Regions from separate parts of the Homo sapiens genome. Here region 2 is linked to region 1. A link is a loop called in an ENCODE intact Hi-C map of the cell type or tissue named here. Cell type or tissue: dorsolateral prefrontal cortex. All regions are shown on one strand. Each heading gives the region's core, and the rest is flanking DNA. Links, peaks and the distances in the headings are about the cores only.

Region 1 (5,362 bases), core at 225-5,224:
CCTTGTACTCATCCTCATTAGGCTGGACAGCAAGCTGGGCTTAGGTGCTCCATGAGGCGGGGCAGGAGCAGCTCACAGTCCCTTGGGGCCACTGCTGCCACTTTTGCGCAGGGCTGCAAGGTCACCTGGTGGCCAGCCCCTCCAAAGTGGCTTTCCTCTTCCCTTTGTCCTCCCAAAGCCACAGCACTGGGGGCTCACCCCTCATCTGCCCCAGACACCTATGTCTCCCTTCTGCTTGCACCTCAGTCCTGCCACCAGCCTAGTTGGGCCACTCCCCTCCCTGGTGGGAGCTGTCTGTCCAACCCCTCAAGGGCCTAGGCCTTTGCCTTCAAGCTTTCTTTTCTTTTCTTTTCTTTTTTCTTTTTTTTTTTTTTTTTTTTTTGAGACGGGGTCTCACTCTGTCACCCAGGCTGGAGTACAGAAGCATAATCTTGGCTCATTGCAACCTCCACCTCCCAGGCTCAAGTGATCCTCCCACCTCAGTCTTTCTCGTAGCTGGGACTACAGGCACATGCCGCCACTCCTGGCTAATATGTGTATCTTTTGTAGAGATGGAGTTTCACTATGTTGCCCAGGCTGGTCTCGAACTCCTGAGCTCAAGCGATCTGCCCGCCTTGGCTTCGCAAAGTGCTGGGATTACAGGTTGTGAGCCACCACACCCTGTCTGCCTTCAAGCTTTTCTGTTAGGTTTTTGGTCATGAAACTCACATAGGAAAGCTGTTACCACTGCCGTTCCTGCCATAAACCCAGCTCTCTGGGATATAGAGGCTGGGGGCCCCTAGGCAGGGAGAAGGACCCTGCTCAGTCCTCAGTCAGGGGTGCTTCAGCCACCTTCAGTCCTCCCCAGGCTGCCCTGCTGTGCATGGGGCAGAGGATGTGCGCAGCACTCAGCTGGGGCTGAAGAACCAACCCCTGCCTGCCCAGGCCTGGCCCAGTGGCCGAGCAGGCTGCTGTAGACCCTCCAGCACTCAGTGCCTTTGCCGGCCATCCAGCTCACCGACCCACTGTACCCAGGGCCCAGAGGACATGTACCCTTCTGGGTGGCCAGCTGTTCAGAGGCCACAGGTGCACAATGAAGCATCCACACGTCAGGGGTTCGAAGCCACACCCCATGAGAGGACACATCACCATCTTACTAGAGGACTGCTGGGATTTGGGGGTACCAGCGAGACTTTAGATGTCTTCTGATCCCCCCAATTCTCCTGACAGCTTGGGGGAGCAAACCTGCAGACCAGCGTTTTCTAAAGAACTGGGCATGAGCAGTACACCAGGCGGATGGGCCCAGGCTGAACCTTCAGATGTGAGGGAGGCACACAGCCTCTCTGGACACATCCCTGACACTTCTCTGCACACACACACGGGCACCCACATGTTGTACATAGGCACATGCATGGAAACCCCACCCACATACACACAGGTACCCATATGTATATACACACAGAGGTATCCCCTTACACAGAGGTGCCTATGCCCATGCACACACAGGTACCCCTTGTGTACACACATGCACACACATGTGGCATCCACTCTGCTTTACAGTCAACAGGATGGTGACATTCAGGGTACACTCACCTATCTTTGCAAGGGGTGGCCAAGAGCTGGCCACACACAGAGAGATCAGAGCATACAAAGTCACTCCCATGGGAACACCCAGTCTGCACACATTCCCTCTGTGCGCCCCTCCCTGCCCTCCAGGAACTCTTCTTGCTCCAGGATTCAAAGCACTGAGCTTGTTGCCCAGAAATCTCTGCCCATGCCTGAGCGGAGTGTTTAGCCCTCTCCCCTGCAGTCTTCTTATCTCTCAGAAGGACACACTGACTGTACCTGGGCTGTCATTCTTAAGGATAGAATGAGAGCTCTTGCACAAGAGCTTTGAAACCTACAGGGTTAAGGTTGCAGGCTGTGTCGAGTGGAGGCAGAGGAAGCCCTGGACGCCTGGCTTTTCCAAAGGAACACAATGCTGCTCGGACGCTGCGGTCAGTGAAGAGGGGCCCCTCAGGGTGGATCGCTCCCACCGGAGTTTAAATCCTGCCTCCGCCATCCCTGCATTCCTGCGCGATTTTATGACTGAGCAGAATCCCTAACCTTTCAGAGCCACGTTTACTCATCTGTGAAGTGGGGGCCTGCGGCCAGTCCTTGTAAGGAATCAGAGTCCCTGGCCCATCCCTCCCCAAAGCGCCGGTGCCAGGCGTTTTGGCCTCTGTATCTCTGAAACGAGGAGGTCCCGGGGCATCCCCGAGCGCCCCCGTGGCCATCTGTGCCACTGGCCAGCCCAGGGCCAGGACTGCTGTGCCGGCGTGGAGATTCCCGACCCTTTCCAAGGAGGTGCCAAGGGCGCAGCGCAGCGCACGCCCGAGCCGCCGCGGTCCCTCTGAGCCTCTCCAGCCCGCCGCCGCCGCCGCCCCCGCCCGCACAGCCGGCTTGGTTGCCAGGGTTGCCAGGGCTTGGGGCCTGGGAGGCGCCGCGCGCACGGCGCCGGCTTCGCGGGAGGAGCCCCAGGCCCGCGAGCGCAGGCGCCCCGCCTCTCCCCGGGCGCTGCGGGCCACCGGCTCGGCCCTGTGCGGCGGGATCTCGGGGCCGCACGGAGCGGGAGGCCGGGCGCCATGGCGAGGGCCCCGCAGCCCCGGCGCGGCCCCGCGGCGCCCGGGAACGCCCTGCGCGCCCTGCTGCGCTGCAACCTGCCCCCCGGCGCCCAGCGCGTGGTGGTCTCCGCCGTGCTGGCGCTCCTGGTTCTCATCAACGTCGTACTGATCTTCCTGCTGGCCTTCCGCTGAGCGGCCGCGCAGGGCGCCGCGCCGGGGTGAGTGGCGCGGGCGACGGCACTCCAGCCGTTGCCACCCGCGGCCTCCGCACTGGTCGCGGAGGGAAGGCCTCCTTCCACCCCATGTGCTCACTACCAGGGCCTGGTCCGGGGGTGTCGCCGAGCGGGTGCCTGAGGGGCGTGGTGGCACGTGTGTCACAGGGTCCTTCTGTCCTCTGTGCCCTGTGGGGAGTGGGGGCTGCGGGGGCGAGGGGGGAGGCCAAAATGGCGCGTCTCTGCGAGTAACCGAGGATGCGGATTCAGCTGGGGCTCCCCGGCTGCTTGTCTGGAAACGGAGTGCATGTGACCGCTGGGTGAGCGACCCGCGCTTGCATCTGTGTAGGTTGAGTCAGGTGTGTGGAAGACCCCCGGGCACCGCTGCGCATGTTACCTGCAGTTGTTTTTCCCGTTTTAGGCCTTAAAATACGTGGTGTCAGTCTTCCCACGGGCAGAGCCCCTCTGCCCCCCTTGCACGTGGGCCCTCTGAAGCCCCCACCCCTGCTGCACAAACTGCGGGTGTTCACAGCTGCCCCCACCCTGCACGTCTGGTAGGTGGGCAGGGTGGGGAGGGCAGTGGCGGTCACAGGGAGTAGCTGGAGGCAGAGCCTGGCAGCGTTGCCCTTCTGGAGGCTGTCAGAACCTCAGAGGCACAGGAGGGGATCCCGCTCCCTGCCCTGGGCTATTTGAGTCTCAAATGTGCACCTCCATTGGGACCTTCTCCCACAATAGAACAGCCAGTTTCACAGCCCTGCTGTGTCTCAAGAGTCAGTCTCCGCTCCCTGCAGGCAGAGAGGCAGCCTGGACTCCTTGCCCCTTGGGCCTGCCTGGCTTGTGTCTTGGCTCAGGTGCAGCTGTGCCTACGAGCACCAAAAAGGGCCTCTGCCCAGAAACGCACCCAGCGCAATAGCATCGGAGGTGGAGCATGACTCTGATGTCCTACGAAACTGTCTCTGACCTCACAGAGCCACATTTTGTCTTGGTGACAACACAAACAGTTCACATTTCTCCTAACTCTAAATTAGAGTACCTCCCGAGTGGGAGGCTGTGCAGAAGGGGCTGACATCCTTACATTGGTGGGAGACACAGGAGGAGAGCTTGCTCACGGCACGTGTCCCTCTGCCAGGGTGCGACAAAGGCAATTAACACCTCCTCCCCTCCTCCCCAAGGTCTTCCAGCTGACTGGGCAGGACAAGTGTGGGGCTTGTCCCTAATGGTGCCTGGAAGCTGGCCTCTCTGTGAAGCCCTCCTCTTGCCCGACACCTGGTGACCTTCCCTGGCAGCTATGTGGGGGGCCACCTATGCCGGACCCAGTCCCACCTGCAGGGACAGGCAGCATAAAGGAAAGGGGAATGGGGGCACCAGGCTTCTGCTCAGGGCTCATTTAAGGGAACCTAGAGACAGAGGGTGACACCTCACCTGGTTAATATCAGGCAGGAACCTCCTGAGAAGGGAAGCAGTGGGAAAATGAGCCATGTTGAGTGTGTCGGGTCACCTCCTGACAGCCTGTGTCACAGACCCCAGGTCAGGGCCATGTCACCTACAGCTCACGCTCTCACTGGTGTCCCCAGACCGCCATGTCTGCTTCCTTCTTTCCCTGGAGCCTCATTCTTCAGGGCCTCAGCGGGGTGAGCCAGCTCCCCACTGTGGCTGGTGGGCTCCTACCATATGGTCGCCTGAGCCCTCCTGTCTCATCTCATCTGAGTGGCAGCAGCAGCTCATGATCTGGAGGCCACCTGCAGAAGGTCTTTGTGGCTGGGAATGAGAGCAGTGGCCCCCTGTGGAAGCCTGCTGCCCCCAGGAATAACCCAGGGCTCTGTGCCTGGGACCCCGTGGAGGCCTCTGGAGGTCTGCAGCCCCCGCGTGGCTGCCGCGCTGTGAGGGTTCCTGGGCTCACAGGCTCATGTGTCACTCTGAGGAGAGCGTCCATCAGGACTGGAGCAGGTTTTACCCCCAGGAAAGAGAAGGTTTGTCCTTCCCTGAACTTGCTTGCTCAGGACCCCTGGAGGAAAGCACCATCCCAAGCAGGCTCTGGAGCTTCAGTGCTCCAGTGGCCAGCCCCAGCCCTCACCCTGCCCATTCAGGCAGAGGCCTCTTAGCTGGAACACAGGACTGGCCCCACTCTTGGTTTCCATGTTGAGGTGAGGATTCACACAGTGCTTAGGGAGTACCCAGTGAAGTGAAAGGAGGGCTCCTGGGATGGGAGCTCAGAGGAGGGCCTGTTTGTGACATTCCCATCCTTGACCGCCCCCACAGCTGTGACAGCCAGTGCCAACACCTGGTCCTAGCAGGGAGGGTCGTGGACCTCACCTCCTGTGCAGCCCCAGCCCACTCCTCCTCTCCTGCCCTAAGGCCCTAGAACTGCTCATCATTCAGGGAGCAGAAACAGATCCCATGTTAGGAGAAAGCAGGGGTCAGCCCCATGGCGTACAAGGGCTGCCTGGGAGAGGCAGGGGAGCGTCCAGTGTCTTAGTCCACACCACTCTGGAGCAAGGCACTCTGCTGGTTATTTGAGCAGAGAGAAGCATGTGAAGAATGGTCGGCTAGGTATAATGTGGTTGACTG
Region 2 (5,362 bases), core at 64-5,063, 70 kb before region 1:
TGGCTACAGAGTGACCAGGAAAGGCACTCTTTCCTGGAGGAACTGAGGAGGGGGCTTTGATGTGATGATCTGGCTGAGTCATCCCCCAATTCTCATCAAATTAAATACCCAGCAACACCAGTTATTACCTTAAGCATGTATGGAGCTTCCAGTCTACCTAAGCCTGTGGTGGCCCACTGCCCCAGCCCCCTGGGTTGTTAGGTCAAATAATCATATACTCATGATAGACAAGATACTAGAGGTCTCACAAGGAGAGGAGAAAGCGTCTATGAAGCTGCAGGGCCTCTTATGGTACAGAGCTTGGAGCACATATAGCTTCCGGATGGAGATGGGCCACAGGAAATGGACCCCAGTGGAGGGCAGGGCACCAAATGCCCAGTTTTCTAGCACCCACCCTATACTAGCTGGTGTGCTGGAGCAAGGCATGCACCTCTCATTTCATCCTCTCCCTCTCAATACTTCTGCTGCTTACACTAGAAGCAGCCCCCAAGGGCTTTGGGGGAATGATAATGCTGTGTACATGGGGTCGGGGCGGGGAGGGGGGCAGTAAGGGGAAGGCCATCAGCAGCCCTGATTAGCCGCTATCACGACTGCCCCTCAACCTCCAAAGGGAGACCAAGTCTCCCACAGTTTTTCACCTCCTGGAATTTGCATTTGCATTTCATATCCTGACTTGTCACCTTGTGTGGAGCTTCTGGGTGGACTCTAAGAACCTAGAAGAACCTGTGTGTGTCTGGGAGGGGCAGATGAAATAGTAATGCCCTTCCTTATCCACCCCCTACCTCGCACACACACTCCGAAAAAAATAAAACTCCTGGCTCCTTGCAGTGGGCCTCGTGGCCCCAATCTTCGTGTGTGAACTCTTGCACTGTAAAACCCGGTCACTGAACTCTTCCACACGCTTTCTAAAATCGTTTGGCATGGACTTTCCTCGGCCCCTTAATCACCACAGGGTGTGTCCTGCCCGGGCTGTCAGGAGGGTCGCAGGCGCCCGGTGGTCCACGCTCACCGTGCGCCTGGCTGAGCGCAGATGAGGGTCGTGTCCCGTCTGAGCGCGCTCCCCCCGCCGGCGCGCACGCCTGCCCGCCGGGTCTCTGCCCTGGGCCGAGCGGGGCCACCTGCTTGCGTCCTCGCCCTGGATGGCGTGGGAGGCGCCGCCAACCGTCTGAGCTGGAATCCTTGCGGTGAAAAAGTGGGCGCCCACCAGCCCTCCTCACCACCGCGGCTGCGACGAGCCTGGGCGTCGCCTCCTAAGGATGGCCCTGTCCTAACACACGCGTGCGGACACAGGTGGCGGCGGCGCGGCCCTGCGGCACCGAGGACGACCCGGAGCCCCGCGCCCGCGCCCGCCGCCGCAGCCGCTCCAGGCCTGCGTGCGCGCGTGCGTGAGCGCGTGCCGACCGGGCCCGCGACCCGCACTGGGGTCGCCGTTGAGGCTCAGCGCCCGCCGGGCGGCCGGTAGTGGGCAGCGAGCTGACGCGCTGCGCTCTGCCGGGAGGGCGCCTGGCCTCGCTCCGAGCCGCGCGCGCCCCGCGCCTGCCAAGGGTCCCAGCTGCCGCGGCCACAGAGCCCGAGCGGGGGGTCGGCTGAGAGCCTCCTTAACGGAGCCCCATGATGTCAGCCGGCCCGCACGCCCCTCGCCCTCCGACTGCGACCCCGGCCCGGGCTCGCGCGCCCCGTCCCCCGGCAGCCCCGCGGCCGCCGCACCGCCGCCCCCGGCCCAGCCTTCCCCGAGCCTGTGGCTGGAGCTCGGGCCCGCCTGCGTGCGGGCGCAGCAATGCCCCAGCGAGTCAAGCGGGCAGACGAGTGGCGATCTCGGCACTAGCAGCAGCAGCAGCGCCGGGCTGTCCCCGGGCTCCGACTCGGACAGCAGCGGCGTGGTGTGTGGCGGCCGCGGAGGCAACGGGGGCATGCGCGGCGCCGTGTCCCGCTCCTGGAGCCTGGAGAGCCTGCGCTCGGCCACCGCCGGTAAGGACGCCGCCATCCCCGCGCCGCACGCGCCCTCCGCGCCCGGGTCTGTGCTCTTGGGACCCCCCGCCCCCCTCCTGCCTTTCCTTCTCCTCCCTCACTTTCTGCCTGTCGTTTCCATCTCCTGGTCCCTTCCTTCCCATTGCTTCGCCCTGCTATTCCTTTTCTTTTTCTGGTTTCCTTCTGATTCCCACTGCCTGTCTCTCTGATCCACGTCTACCGGTGGGCCACCTGTTACAGCCGGGACCTTGTTGGCCCCCATACCAGAGCGCGCTGTCAACTGGGAAACTGATTAAGGTGAGACTAGAATTTGGTGCCCGATGCGCTGTGTTCCTTTCCCCAAACTGTTCTTGACCAGTTGCACCTGTCTGGCTTTACCTACCGCAGCTGCTTAGCCTCTGTAAAGCCAGGAGGATGGAAGGGGGCCGCTGGCCGAGGGTGGAACGGATTGCGCCACCTGGCTGTGAGTGCGCTTGGTCCTGACCGCAGGACTGCAGCTCCCAGCGGAGGCAGCTGGTCCTGGACCCCTCTGAACAAGACTGCGCTTTACCGACCTGGCATTGCTCTGGTGTTTCCTGGGACCGTGTGATCCCTGTAGTGCTCCCGAATCTACCTGGAGGGCCTAATTTGGGTTACTGGTTGAGAGGAAGATTTTGTCCCTAAATATTAATGGAGCAAGGAAGTCAAGAGTGGTTTTATGAATGGTGATCACCTTACCCTTGGTTATTTGCTGACAGAATTATTTATATTTCACTTCTTGCAAACATTCTCAAATATTGTAGCTTCTGCAGTGGGGTTTGTCAAGGGCAACAGTTGCTGCCTGGAAATGAGAGAGTTATACACCCACTATGCTTCTGCATGGGGCTGGAGGTGCAGCCTGTGAAAGCTGCAGGGCCTCACGTAGGTGTGGAATGAGACTCAGAGCATCAAAGCCAGAGGAGCAGAGGGCCATAGGGATGGCAGAATGTGGAGCACAGGCCTTGTTGGGCAGATATAGAGCAAGGTCGGCTCTGGCTGGGTTGAGAGCACCTGGAATGACAGATTCAGAGTTTGGACTTTGCAGTCAGCGAGTTTGGGAGAGAGAAGTGAAGGACATGCAGACCTCTGCATTGAGCACTCCATGACTCATCTGCCCGTTCCCAAAACACACGCATGAAATTCAGAAAAGTTGAATAATCCAGCTGTTGATGTTTCCTTCAACGGAGAGTTTTCCATTGTTCTGCAGCTCTGATTCCATCACATCCCTGTTCCCTTGAAACTGTCCTTTCCCTCCTCTCTGGAGCTTAAATAGAACCCATTTTGGGAACCCCAAGCTAGATCATACCCTAAGTGGGGCCTGAAGCAAACTGGCAGAGGACTCCTGCCCCTTTCCTTATTCAGACGGCTTTCCTTCCTTTCCAGAGGCCTCAGTCCTCCTGGGGACACCTCCTCCTTTCTTTCTTCCTTCTGTCCCAGGGTAAGTGCGCCAGTGAGACAGATGGAAATGGCAGAGACCCTAGTTTATTAGGCAGCCCAGAGATCCAGGGACTCCCTGGTTTATTAGGCAGCCCAGGGACACAGAGGCAGCCTGGATAATTTTCCGAGATAACAGCGATGCTTGCATGAAGATCTGGAGAGAGAGAGAGTTGGGAGCAGGGGGTGGGGAAGGAGGACAGGGTAAAAGCTGAGGCCTAGGAAGTTGCTCTTTGAGGGGCCCAGGGCTGCCCGGCAATGGCAGGGCAGGGTTTAAAACAACATGATGTAGTCAGAGTTGATGTGAGACCCAGAAACGAATGTTGTGCCCCTCACAGACACTGCACCACTAAGGGTAGGCTCTGGGTATCTCTAGGTCCACAGGCAGCACACTACCCGGGGAGTGCTGGTCAGTAACCAGCCACAGAGGCACTGAGGAAGACATTTAAAGTCACCTCTTCATCCTCTCTGCCCCCACTTCCTGCCTTGTTTGGTAGGACCTGCATCAGCAGTGACCAATGCTCGATGTGTAAAAAGACACTCCCGTGTATGCCTTAGAGCCAGTTGAATCTGTGAAGCCGTCTGTCCTTCTCAACTGGTCAGAATTAACTGTGCCTAAGACTCGCCTCTCTTCTTCTACAACGGAACTAGCTATTTCCTGTCCCTGGGAGGAATTGCGGAAACAGGCACTCAAATAATCCTGTTTGAATATGGTTGGAAAAGGCTGGTAAGGGAGGAGAACTTGAAGGGAGGAGAGAAGGGAGGTTACCTTTTGAGCACTCTCTACATGCCAGGCACAATATTCCCTGCTAATCTGGATTTGAAACAGGCTCAGAGGTGTGGTAACTTATCCAAGGTTACCTGGTGAGGCTGCGTCTGAGCAGAGCTTCAGGCCCGGCTGGATGTAACGTGATGAGGCTCTTTGCTGGGTTTTCAGCCAGTCTGTGCCAGCGAGGACGGGCAGCATGCCGGTCCGGTGGTGCGTTGGAATAGTCCTGACTGCTCACACACTCGCTGATGTTACTGTTTTCATTCAACAATCATGGCTTTTTCCTGGATGCCAGCTTTCCTATTTGCAAAGCAAAGAAATTAAAAGCAAAGGTCTGACCTCTTTGCTAATCACCTCTAAAATGCCATGACTCTAGTCAGGGGTATTGATCTGGGGGGTGCGCCCCACTGAGTCGCCATTGATTGCACATTGTGTTTCTGTTTGACTAGTCTAACGGCTGAGACAAAGGACACATGTGTTTAACTGAACTGCATTTCTCTCTTAAGGAAGATTAAGAGTTCCCAGTAAGGGATCGTCAGCACAGCTTGATTGTGGTGTGATTTTTGTGGTGGGGCCTGTCGCTAAACATTTTTGGAGTTCCCAGCAAGCATCTGAAAAGTGAGTGCTTGTGACTGGATAGCAGCTTCCTCACAGGGCGCACAGCAGTAGACAAGGAATCCAGGCAGGGCCTCTAGACTCGCCTTGCTTTCAAAAGACTCCTTGAATTTTAAATGCTCTGTGTTGGCATTTCCACTGAAATGTCGTTCATCTGGCTGTGGAGAGGACTTCCCTTTGAGGCATAATCCGAACACGAAATATAGCTGACAGGGTGGAATTTCCATGGCCCTTCTTTCTGCCCCGCTGTTCTCATCTCCCCTCGGGCCCCTGGAGCCTCCAGCCCATCAGCTGTGCTGCCACACTGCTGGTACTCAGCTGAAGCTTTCACAATTTCTGTTCTGGATGTGTCATCTGACAAGCCGAATTCTCTCTTCGGGCTTCTGGGGCTGACAGTTTTCATGTTCACCTCCTTTTCCATGGTCAGTGTCATGGGATCTCTTCTTGGTGGAGAAGCCATGCTGCTTCCACATTCCCCCGCAGGCTTCTGCAGCATGCATCCGCAGGCAAGGCCTCTCCTGCAGCCACACATTTATTTAACACCTGTTGTGTTCCAGG

The links. Peaks named below come from ENCODE experiments on the same cell type or tissue, not always from the same donor. Only the 100,000 strongest peaks of a DNase experiment are listed, where the experiment ranks them.
Region 2: a loop joins it to region 1, with 3 times the contacts of the local background. A loop is called at or near these places in 3 of 110 quality-filtered maps.

Annotation. Positions count from the first base shown.
Region 1 is chr2:131,032,489-131,037,850 of GRCh38, forward strand. All of the region lies in intron 5 of ARHGEF4 (Rho guanine nucleotide exchange factor 4), which reads left to right. SMIM39 (small integral membrane protein 39) reads left to right here and starts at 2,604. Exons shown (of 1, transcript NM_001414894.1): 1 at 2,604-2,774. The coding sequence starts at 2,604. The coding sequence ends at 2,774. In dorsolateral prefrontal cortex, for the core only: no CTCF peak of the experiment used is centred there; a DNase peak (open chromatin) is centred at 2,373; H3K4me3 peaks cover 3,106 bases; H3K27ac peaks cover 3,351 bases.
Region 2 is chr2:130,962,282-130,967,643 of GRCh38, forward strand. All of the region lies in intron 4 of ARHGEF4 (Rho guanine nucleotide exchange factor 4), which reads left to right. Among named protein-coding and RNA genes, the nearest start is that of SMIM39, 70 kb to the right of the region's middle. RefSeq lists an enhancer at 4,382-5,001. In dorsolateral prefrontal cortex, for the core only: a CTCF peak has its summit at 2,442; DNase peaks (open chromatin) are centred at 1,870, 2,418 and 4,373; H3K4me3 peaks cover 3,682 bases; H3K27ac peaks cover 3,543 bases; H3K27me3 peaks cover 2,501 bases.